2 separate regions of the Homo sapiens genome follow, and region 2 is linked to region 1. A link is a loop called in an ENCODE intact Hi-C map of the cell type or tissue named here. Cell type or tissue: PC-9. All regions are shown on one strand. Each heading gives the region's core, and the rest is flanking DNA. Links, peaks and the distances in the headings are about the cores only. Region 1 has its middle 11 kb from the start of TIAL1. Region 2 overlaps BAG3 (BAG cochaperone 3).

Region 1 (4,385 bases), core at 113-4,112:
CCAATACAGTGAGATTCCCTGTGGCTACAGAAAATTAGCCAGGTGGTTGGGTGCGGTGGCTGACGCCTGTAATCCTAGCACTTTGAGAGTCTGAGGCAGGCAGATCATCTGAGGTCAGGAGTTTGAGACCAGCCTGACCATGGTGAAACCCCATCTCTACTAAAAATACAAAAAAAATTAGCTGGGTGTGGTAGCACCTGCCTATATAGTCCCAGCTACTTGGGAGGCTGAGGCAGGAGAATTGCTTGAACCCAGGAAGCAAAGGTTGCAGTGAGCCGAGATCACACCATTGCACTCCAGCCTGGGCAAGAGAATGAGACTCTGTCTCAAAAGAAAAAAAAAAAAGTGCTCATGTAATTCAATAATAAATACAATTGTCTGGGCACAACGACTCATGCCTGTAATCCCAGCACTTTGGGAAGCCAAGGGTGGGAGGACTGCAGGCAGTTTGAGACCAGCTTGGGTAACATGGCAAGACCTCTATCTCTGAAAAAAATACAAAAATTAGCTGGGCGTGGTGGCACGCACCTGTAATCTCAGCTACTGGAGGGCTGAGATGGGAGGATCACTTGAGCCCAGGAGGTAGAGGTTGCAGAGAGCCATGATTGCACCACTGCACTCCAGCTTGGGCATCAGAGCAAGACCCTGTCTCAAAATAAATAAATATAATTGTGATAAATTAGTATTTTAAATAAGAAAATATTAGAAGCACAAACTCAGAACCTCTGGAGGCGAAACAGATGAGAGAGATGGAACATACAGATATCAAGTGTGGGTGACTTATTCATTCTTAGGTTGGGTGGTGAATTCCTAAGAATTCAATTTATTCTTGACAATGTCATATGATATATATACATCATATATCATTTTATATATTTATATATATATATGAGTAACATATTACCTCTTGTTTTGAAATAGCATTTTGTTTAGGGGAATCAGAAAGGCCCATATTCAGTCAGACACAGTGACTCATGCCTGTAATCCCCGCACTTTGGGAAGCTGAGGTGGGCAGATCACTTGAGGTCAGAAGTTCGAGACCAGCCTGGCCATCATGGCGAAACCCCCAACTCAACTAAAAATATAAAAATTAGCTGGGTGTGGTGGTGCACACCTGTAGTCCCAGCTACATGGGAGGCGGAGACAGGAGAATCGCTTGAACCCGGGAGGCAGAGGTTGCAGTGAGCCGAGATTGTGCCATTGCATTCCAGCCTGGGTAACAAGAGTGAAACTCCATTTCAAAAAAAAAAAAAAGAAAGAAAGAAAGAAAGAAAGAAATGGCCATATTCTACCTCCGGCCAGTCACGTCTACCTAGACCTAGTTCCAAAGCAGGCAATGGAGGGTAAATGGAAGGCCAGCCAAGGGATTGTGGAGTGTTCCTCCAAATCCCACTAGAGAGAGTGGATAGGCTGGGCTGGACCCACAGCTGCCCTCTGTGTCTGAGTTGATCAAGCTGTGAGGTCTGTGTACAGGTTCCAAGGTTGAAGGTTTACTTCCCTGATGCTCAGATTTGAGTCTCAGATGCTGGTCTGTGATATGGGACAAGTCAGTTTCACAGGGATCCATCATCATCTGGAAGAATGGATGCAGAGAGCAAGAGCAAGAACAAGACAGCCCCTGGAGCCAAGGCAAAGCTGGTGCAGGTCTCGGGAGGAGAAGGGAGAATGAGAATGCTCGCTCTCCAGTGAGGGTGCCAGCTGCCCTTCAGTGCTCCTGTGAGGTGGCATCAGGGGATCCAGGGAGGAGAACCACACCCTTATCCGAGGTCCCTTTTACTCAGTAACTGTCCAGTGGCCAGTGTAGCCCACTTCAGAGAAGCTCCCCTTAACTTGGGGGTGAAATCAGGCGTGGGGTGGGAGGAGGACGGGAAGGGGCCCTGTATTCCTGCTCCTGGAGGACAGCCTGCTTCAAACAACGCAGTTCCCGTTTAACATTTTAAAAATCAAATTAACACAGTTCCTGGAGCCTAATACGTGTTCCCTTGCTTCCTTTCCCTTCCCTTCAAGGAGCCTACCTTCTCTAGGATGAAGAACTTACCCAAATCTTTTAATCACGACAGGTATCGAGGTGCCCTTATTCCCGGCGGGGCCAGCAGGTTGGAGGCTGTCTCCTTAGGGACAGAGCTCCCTCTGCTGTCTCACCAGCCGCAGCCTTCAGGATGCAGAACAGAGCCCATCCCACGGCGACATCAGCTTCAAATAATTGTCATAATAACCTGTGACAATCTGCTTTTCATAGAGGACAATTGTCTGTTGATATGTAGCTTAATAGTGGTAATATGGAGTATGGCAAAGGCTGGAGAATCAGCCAGGGCCCTGTGCAGCAGTGACCTTTGGTGTGCTTCTTAATTTCCTTGAGCCTCACTTCTCTTGTCTTTAAAGTGGATATAATGGATCCGCGTATCAGTCAGGGTCCAGTGAGGAAAACAGAAATTATGGTACAGATGCTCCCCTGCTTATGGGTTTATCGGGATGCTCCACCTCCCGATAAACCCATTGAACATTGAAAATATCCTATGTAGGAATTCAACTTTCAGTATTTTCAACTGGGTTATCCCCATATAACCTCATTGTAAGTTGAGGCGTGTCCTGAATGCTATTGCTTTTGCACCATCGCAAAGTTGAAGAATCATAAGTGGGGCGCTGTGTGTAGTTGTTTTTTTGTTTTTTGTTTTGTTCGTTTGTTTTTTTGAGACAGTCTCGCTCTGTTGCCAGGCTGGAGTACAGTGGTGCCATCTCAGCTCACTGCAACCTCCACCTCCTGGGTTCAAGCAATTCTTGTGCCTCTCAGCATGCTGAATAGGGCTCTGGCTGATGAAGTAGGTGAGGCCCGGGGAGCCTCTATAGGGATGCGAGAACTTATCCCAAGGGTAATGGGAATCACTTGCAGAATTTTTCTTTTTTTTTTTTTTTTTTGAGACGGAGTCTCACTCTGTCACCCAAGTTGGAGTGCAATGGCGCGATCTCGGTTTACTGCAACCTCCACCTTGCGAGCTCAAGCGATTCTCGTGCCTCAGTCTCCTGAGTAGCTGGGATTACAGGCGCCCACCACCATGCACGGCTAATTTTAGTATTTTTAGTAGAGACGGGGTTTCGCCATGTTGGCCAGGCTGGCCTCAAACTCCTGACCTCAAATGGTCGGCCTGCCCTGGCCTCATGTGTATGTTATTATGACCCTGTAACTGCTATCTACAGCTGAGCCAAATAATGCAACATAATCACTTTTCCTTTCCTATATAACTTTCATCTTAAAGAGTTAGTAAATTTCGGCCGGGCATGGTAGCTTACGCCTGTAATCCCAGCACTTTGGGAGGCCGAGGTGGGCGGATCACGAGGTCAGGAGATCAAGACCATCCTGGCCAACACGATGAAACCCCCGTCTCTACTAAAAAAAAAAATACAAAAATTAGCTGGGCCTGGTGGCAGGCTCCTGTAGTCCCAGCTACTCCGGAGGCTGAGGCAGGATAATGGCGTGAACCCAGGAGGCCCAGCTTGCAGTGAGCGAGATCACACCACTGCACTCCAGCCTGGGTGACAGAGCGAGACTCCATCTCAAAAAAAAAAAAAAGGAGAGTTAGTAAATTCCTTATTTTCTGTTCACTTGGTTTTCTAGGTACTTATTATTAAGATATCCCCAAATTATCCCTCAGTTGTTTGCTTTCCTTTCAGTAAGATCAAATAAATTAGGTATTCTTTAAATTTAATCTTCTTAAAGAAATCTCCATCACAGCCTTTTAAAAAGTAGTGGTGCTGGGCGCGGTGGCTCACGCCTGTAATCCCAGCACTTTGGGAGGCCGAGGCGGGCGGATCACGAGGTCAGAAAATCGAGACCATCCTGGCTAACACAGTGAAACCCTGTCTCCACTAAAAATACAAAAAAATTAGCCGGGCATGGTGGCACATGCCTGTAGTCCCAGCTACTTGGGAGGCTGAGGCAAGAGAATCACTTGAACCCGGGAAGCAGAGGTTGCAGTGAGTTGAGATTGCACTACTGCACTCTAGCCTGGGTGACAGAGCGAGACTCTGTCTCAAAACAAATAAAAAATAAATAAAAAATAAAAAAGTAGTGGTAAAATACATATAAGATAAAATTTACCATTTTAATCCCTTTTAAGTGTATAGTTCAGTGGCTTAAGCACATTCCCACTGCTGTGCAACCATCACCACCATCCATTTCCAGAACTTGTTTCATCTTCCCAAACTGAAGTATCATACTCATTAAGTAATAACTCCTCAGTCCTCTTTCCCCCAACCCCTGGCAACCACCATTCTACTTTCTGCTACTAGGAACTGGACTAGTCTAGGTACCTCATACAAGTGGAATCATATATTTGTCCTTTTGTGACTGGCTTATAACACTTAGCATAATGTCCTCAAAGTTCCTC
Region 2 (4,385 bases), core at 1-4,000, 59 kb before region 1:
GCACAGGAATGGGAATGTAGCCTGGTCGGAGCTGGGGGTACACAGGGTGGCCTTCCCTAGCAGGCGGCAGCCTAGAGCCCTCCCGGGAAGGGCCATTGGCAGAGGATGGAGTCTCCTGAAATAAAAAGTGGAGAAACACAGGCTGGTTAGAAACTGGGAAGTGAACCCTCCTGGCAGAGGAAACACTGTGGCGCTTGGCATTGTGATCTTCCCGAGTGACTTGGGCCTCAAAGCGTCAGCCAGCTCCCAGCCCCTGTACCCTCCAAACCCCCCACCCCATAGAGGTTGCTATTTGGCCAACAGTTTAGGAATTAGGGGCATCAGGAGAAAGCCAAAAGTATCTGTTAAGCAAAGGAAAGGTCCCAATTCTCCAAACTGGTAAGACAGGTTTCTTTTCTGGGTGACTGAGGGAAGCGGTGAGTGTAGGAGAGCTGCCCATGCCCGCATTTTCAGAGACCCGGATCAGAAGATGAGCTCCAGGAGCAGGGGTCAGCTCCAACCTCTACATTACAGCAAGCGTCTCTGTTTCCAAAAAGGCCCTCACATTTCCCAGCAATATAGAGCTTGTACTGGGCCCAAACACAGGACACAGTTTGGGAATCTTTACAGAGAAGTGGGCTGGGGAGCGAGGGCTGCCTCCTCAGGAGTATTGTTAGAACAATTTGCAGGAAGGGGAAGGACAGGGATGCAGAGGCAGCATAGGGAGAGAGGGGCACCCAGGGTTAACTGTGTCGCCTAACGATGCCAACTGACAAAGATTCTCTGCTTGACCAAATCTTAGGCTTCCGAAGCATCTCCTAGGCCCATCTGTGCACTTCCTTGTAAAGTCAAGTTTTAGCAAAAGACACTGCTAAGTCAGTTTAGCCAGAAACCCCCTCCCCAGCCTCACTATCTGATCAGCTTCCACAGCCTCCAGGTGCTGTCTAATCACCCTGGCCTGTCTTCGGCAAGAATCCTGTTTGGTCAGCATAGCCAGAAACACCCTTAGCCCTGATGTTTCCTCTTCTAATTTTCCATCCACACTGCTCCTTGACTATAAATTCCCAATCGCCCGTGTTGTATTTGAAGTTGTGCCCAGTCTCTACCCATGACTGCACGACCCCACTGCCGTGGTCCCTGTGCCTATCTTGATGGCCCCGAATAAATCTTCCTGACTGTGCTTTAACAAGTATCACTGAAGAACTTTTTCTTCAACGCAACAGAGCCTGCTTGGGCAAGGAGCAGTTGGGGTCCTTCTCTTATGTCCTCTCTTGAAGTTCTCCCTTCAGTGGCCTGGCTATTTTGGGACCCTTGAGAAGGCCAAGTTCCAGATGTACCACAGGAAAGATCTTATTTCAGACAACAAGGCTGGCCAGTCACTCACTGGGCAATGCCATCTCTCAGCAAGCTGGGCTGCGCAACAGAAGTCCTAACAGTCCCCGAGCACCGAGGGTCCTTTCCCAGGAGGGGAGCTACTGATAAGTGTCATTTGCATATATCTGTGTAAGGCAACTCTTAAGAAGGGGAGTGATCTTTCCTGACGAAGGCAGCTGTCTGCACGGCGAACAAACGCCAAAGGCTAACAATCTATGAGCTTGCAGGGGACAATCTCTACTGCTGCGGAATCAATCAAAAGTAAGGACAGATACTGAGGGCTGCTCTGCACTTTGAGAGAACAGACCATTAATTCTGTGATGTTTCTATTTGTGTGCAGGCGTGGGCACCAGGTGGCTGACCCTGGTTTAGCCCTTTCAGGCCCATCAACTGCCTCCCTCCTGCTGAGACCCTGCCCTTGGAGGGCCTCCAGCACACAGGAAAGGCATGGGTGTCACTGTGTCCTTGGGGACATGGGCAGACAGGCATTCTCAGATTAGAACAGCCACGTGCTCAGGGCGGCGGCATTACATTAGCCTGCTTAACTCTCAGGTCACCCAAGAGCAGGAGCAGGTCCAGGCCTCACATTCAGAGCTGAATTCCTGCCGTGAGATGGCCCTGACAGGGAGCCAGCAAGAGGCGCTGAAGAAACCCTCTGCTACTCAGTGTTGAGTCATAACGTGCCTGTGGGCATTCTGTCCACTCACTGAGGTCCTCCTCCTTCCAGCCGAAATCGGAGCCTGCATTAGTCCTGCAGTGTCATTTTTGCTGGCTGCCCAGGGGCTCATTGTTTCTTCCCAGCCACGCACAAAAGCCTCAACCATCTGCACACTCCACACAGCAGGGACCAGCAGTGAGCAAACCCTCATCCACCACCTGGGGGAACATCCTGCCACCCGCTGAGGAGTCCTATGGGGTTACCAAACCAGCAAGGGGCACTCCCTGCCAACAGGGGCTTAGAAGATGGGCTAAGGGGGCAGGAAACAAACAAGAAGCAGAATTACTTGGAAAGCACGGAGGCCCTGAGGGATGGGGAAAGGCACAGGCTCTTCCAGGGTAGACGCTGCCCTAGGTAGGGTCTAAGTGTGATTCGTACCTCTATTTCTAACAGTTCTGTGAGCTTGGGTAATTCTCTTACCTCTGTAAGCCTTCGCTTCCTTTTCTAGAAAACGGAGCTAGCCAACACCTGCCCTGGAGAAATGTTGTGAGGTTTTATAAGGGCATATCAAGAGGGATGCCCGGAAGACTGGCAATAAATGTGAGTTTCTCCCTAAATACGCACAAAATTATGCTTTTCAGACTCCAAAGTGTCAAAGGAATCAAAAGTGAAGGATAGGGCCAGGCACGGTGGCTCAAGCCTGTAATACCAGCACTTTGGGAGGCTAAGGCGGGCAGATCACCTGAGGTCAGGAGTTCAAGACCAGCCTAACCAACATGGTGAAACCCCATCTCTACTAAAAATACAAAGATTAGCTGGGCATGGTGGGGGGCACCTGTAGTCCCTGCTATTCAGGAGGCTGAGGCAGGAGAATCACCTGAACCCCGGAGGCAGAGGTGGCAGTGAGCTGAGATCATGCCACTGTACTCCAGCCTGGGCAATAGAGCAAGACTTTGTCTCAAAAAGAAGAAAAAAAAGAAAAAGTGAAGTACAAAGTGAATCGATGGTGCTAGAAACCAGAATGGTGGTCACTTCTGGAGGAGATGGTAGTGGCTGGGAAGGGTCTCGAAAGAGCTTTCTGAGGTGATGGGAATATTCTCTTTTTCTGGGCAGTGGTAAATGGGTGTATGGCTGTGTAAAACTCCATCAAACCCCCACACTGCCCACTCTGCCACATCCCACCCACACTCTCTGGTTTTAACTGGGAGAGCTGCTGATCCCAACCCCTTATAGCCAGACCCTTCCAGGGCTTGGAGTCCTCAGACAGGCCTTGAGGAGATGCAGCTCCTCCTGGGGGAAGCCCCTGGATCCAGAAAGCCCTTGAGCCAGCCACGAGCTGAGCACCTCATGCATCTCGCTGAGCACCTCGTGCATCTCGCTGAGCACCTCGTGCATCTCGCTGAGCACATTTTGTGCCTCCATTGAAAAAGAGAAGGGGAATAAGACAGGAGAGAGAGGGAGGAAGGAAAAACAACTCTGTCTGCACACAAGACTGTGACAGCAGAGACTGCTTGCTGGAGCCAATATTCAACCTTTCCAGAGACATGGCTTGGTCCACGGGGAAGGAATGTGGTCACTGCAGGCAGGGGCAGTGGTGTCAGAAGAGTGGTGGGAAGCAGTGGCAAGGGGCAGGCTTGGGGGTCAGTGCTGAGCTGAGGGAGATGAGGCTAGAGACCAGGGGCCAGGCTGGAAGTGGGGGCTGAGGTCCACCCTTCTGAGTGTTCCAACCATCACAGGAGATGCCTCAGCAAGACAGAGGGACTGGAAAGGAGAAGCCAGGACATGCTGGGAAGTGAAGAAGGACGTCAGGGAGGAGGAGATGAGCACAAAGCAGGGCAGAGGGCCTGGAGGGTAAAGGGCACCCAGAAAAATGAGAGGCATGTGGGGGGAAGGGGAAAGGTCTCCACCGTGCGTGAGGTCCACTGAACAGGCCAAGCCTGCCGGCACAGCTGGAAAGCAGAGACGGTCAGGACAGGCAAGGGCGGCCTGGCTGCTTCTCCAACAGTCCCGAGGTCTGTATTCCTGGGCTTGGGTGAATTAATGACCCATTTTTGCCATTTAATAAAAAACCAAGTGTCTCCTTGTGAGCACTGCATCTAAAAGACGTTCCAGGCTCCCCTTCTACTCTGGTGGGGTTTTGTTTAAAAAAAAACAACAACAACAAAAAATTGCTTTAAATAAAAAAAACATGAATTTCACAAAATAGGCAATTAAACACTTCTACATGAATGAATAATTCCAATGAAAAATGAAACTCCCACCCGTAATGAGGTCTATGCCAGGAATGCTGATGCCACATTCTAATGTTCCCATCCACTATCATTAGGGTCACAACAGCAAATGCTTCCGCTTTTACTAAGTAAAAAACACCACC

The links. A loop is a pair of places that touch in the nucleus more often than their neighbours do. Peaks named below come from ENCODE experiments on the same cell type or tissue, not always from the same donor. Only the 100,000 strongest peaks of a DNase experiment are listed, where the experiment ranks them.
Region 2: a loop joins it to region 1, with 4 times the contacts of the local background. A loop is called at or near these places in 62 of 110 quality-filtered maps.

What each region holds. Positions count from the first base shown.
Region 1 is chr10:119,606,257-119,610,641 of GRCh38, reverse strand. No RefSeq gene overlaps it. Among named protein-coding and RNA genes, the nearest start is that of TIAL1, 11 kb to the right of the region's middle. In PC-9, for the core only: a CTCF peak has its summit at 2,129 (motif pointing left); no DNase peak of the experiment used is centred there.
Region 2 is chr10:119,665,581-119,669,965 of GRCh38, reverse strand. It overlaps BAG3 (BAG cochaperone 3), which reads right to left. Exons shown (of 4, transcript NM_004281.4): 2 at 1-115. Among named protein-coding and RNA genes, the nearest start is that of BAG3, 16 kb to the right of the region's middle. RefSeq lists a silencer at 1,424-1,605 and an enhancer at 3,684-4,237. In PC-9, for the core only: no CTCF peak of the experiment used is centred there; a DNase peak (open chromatin) is centred at 2,055; H3K4me3 peaks cover 732 bases; H3K27ac peaks cover 4,000 bases.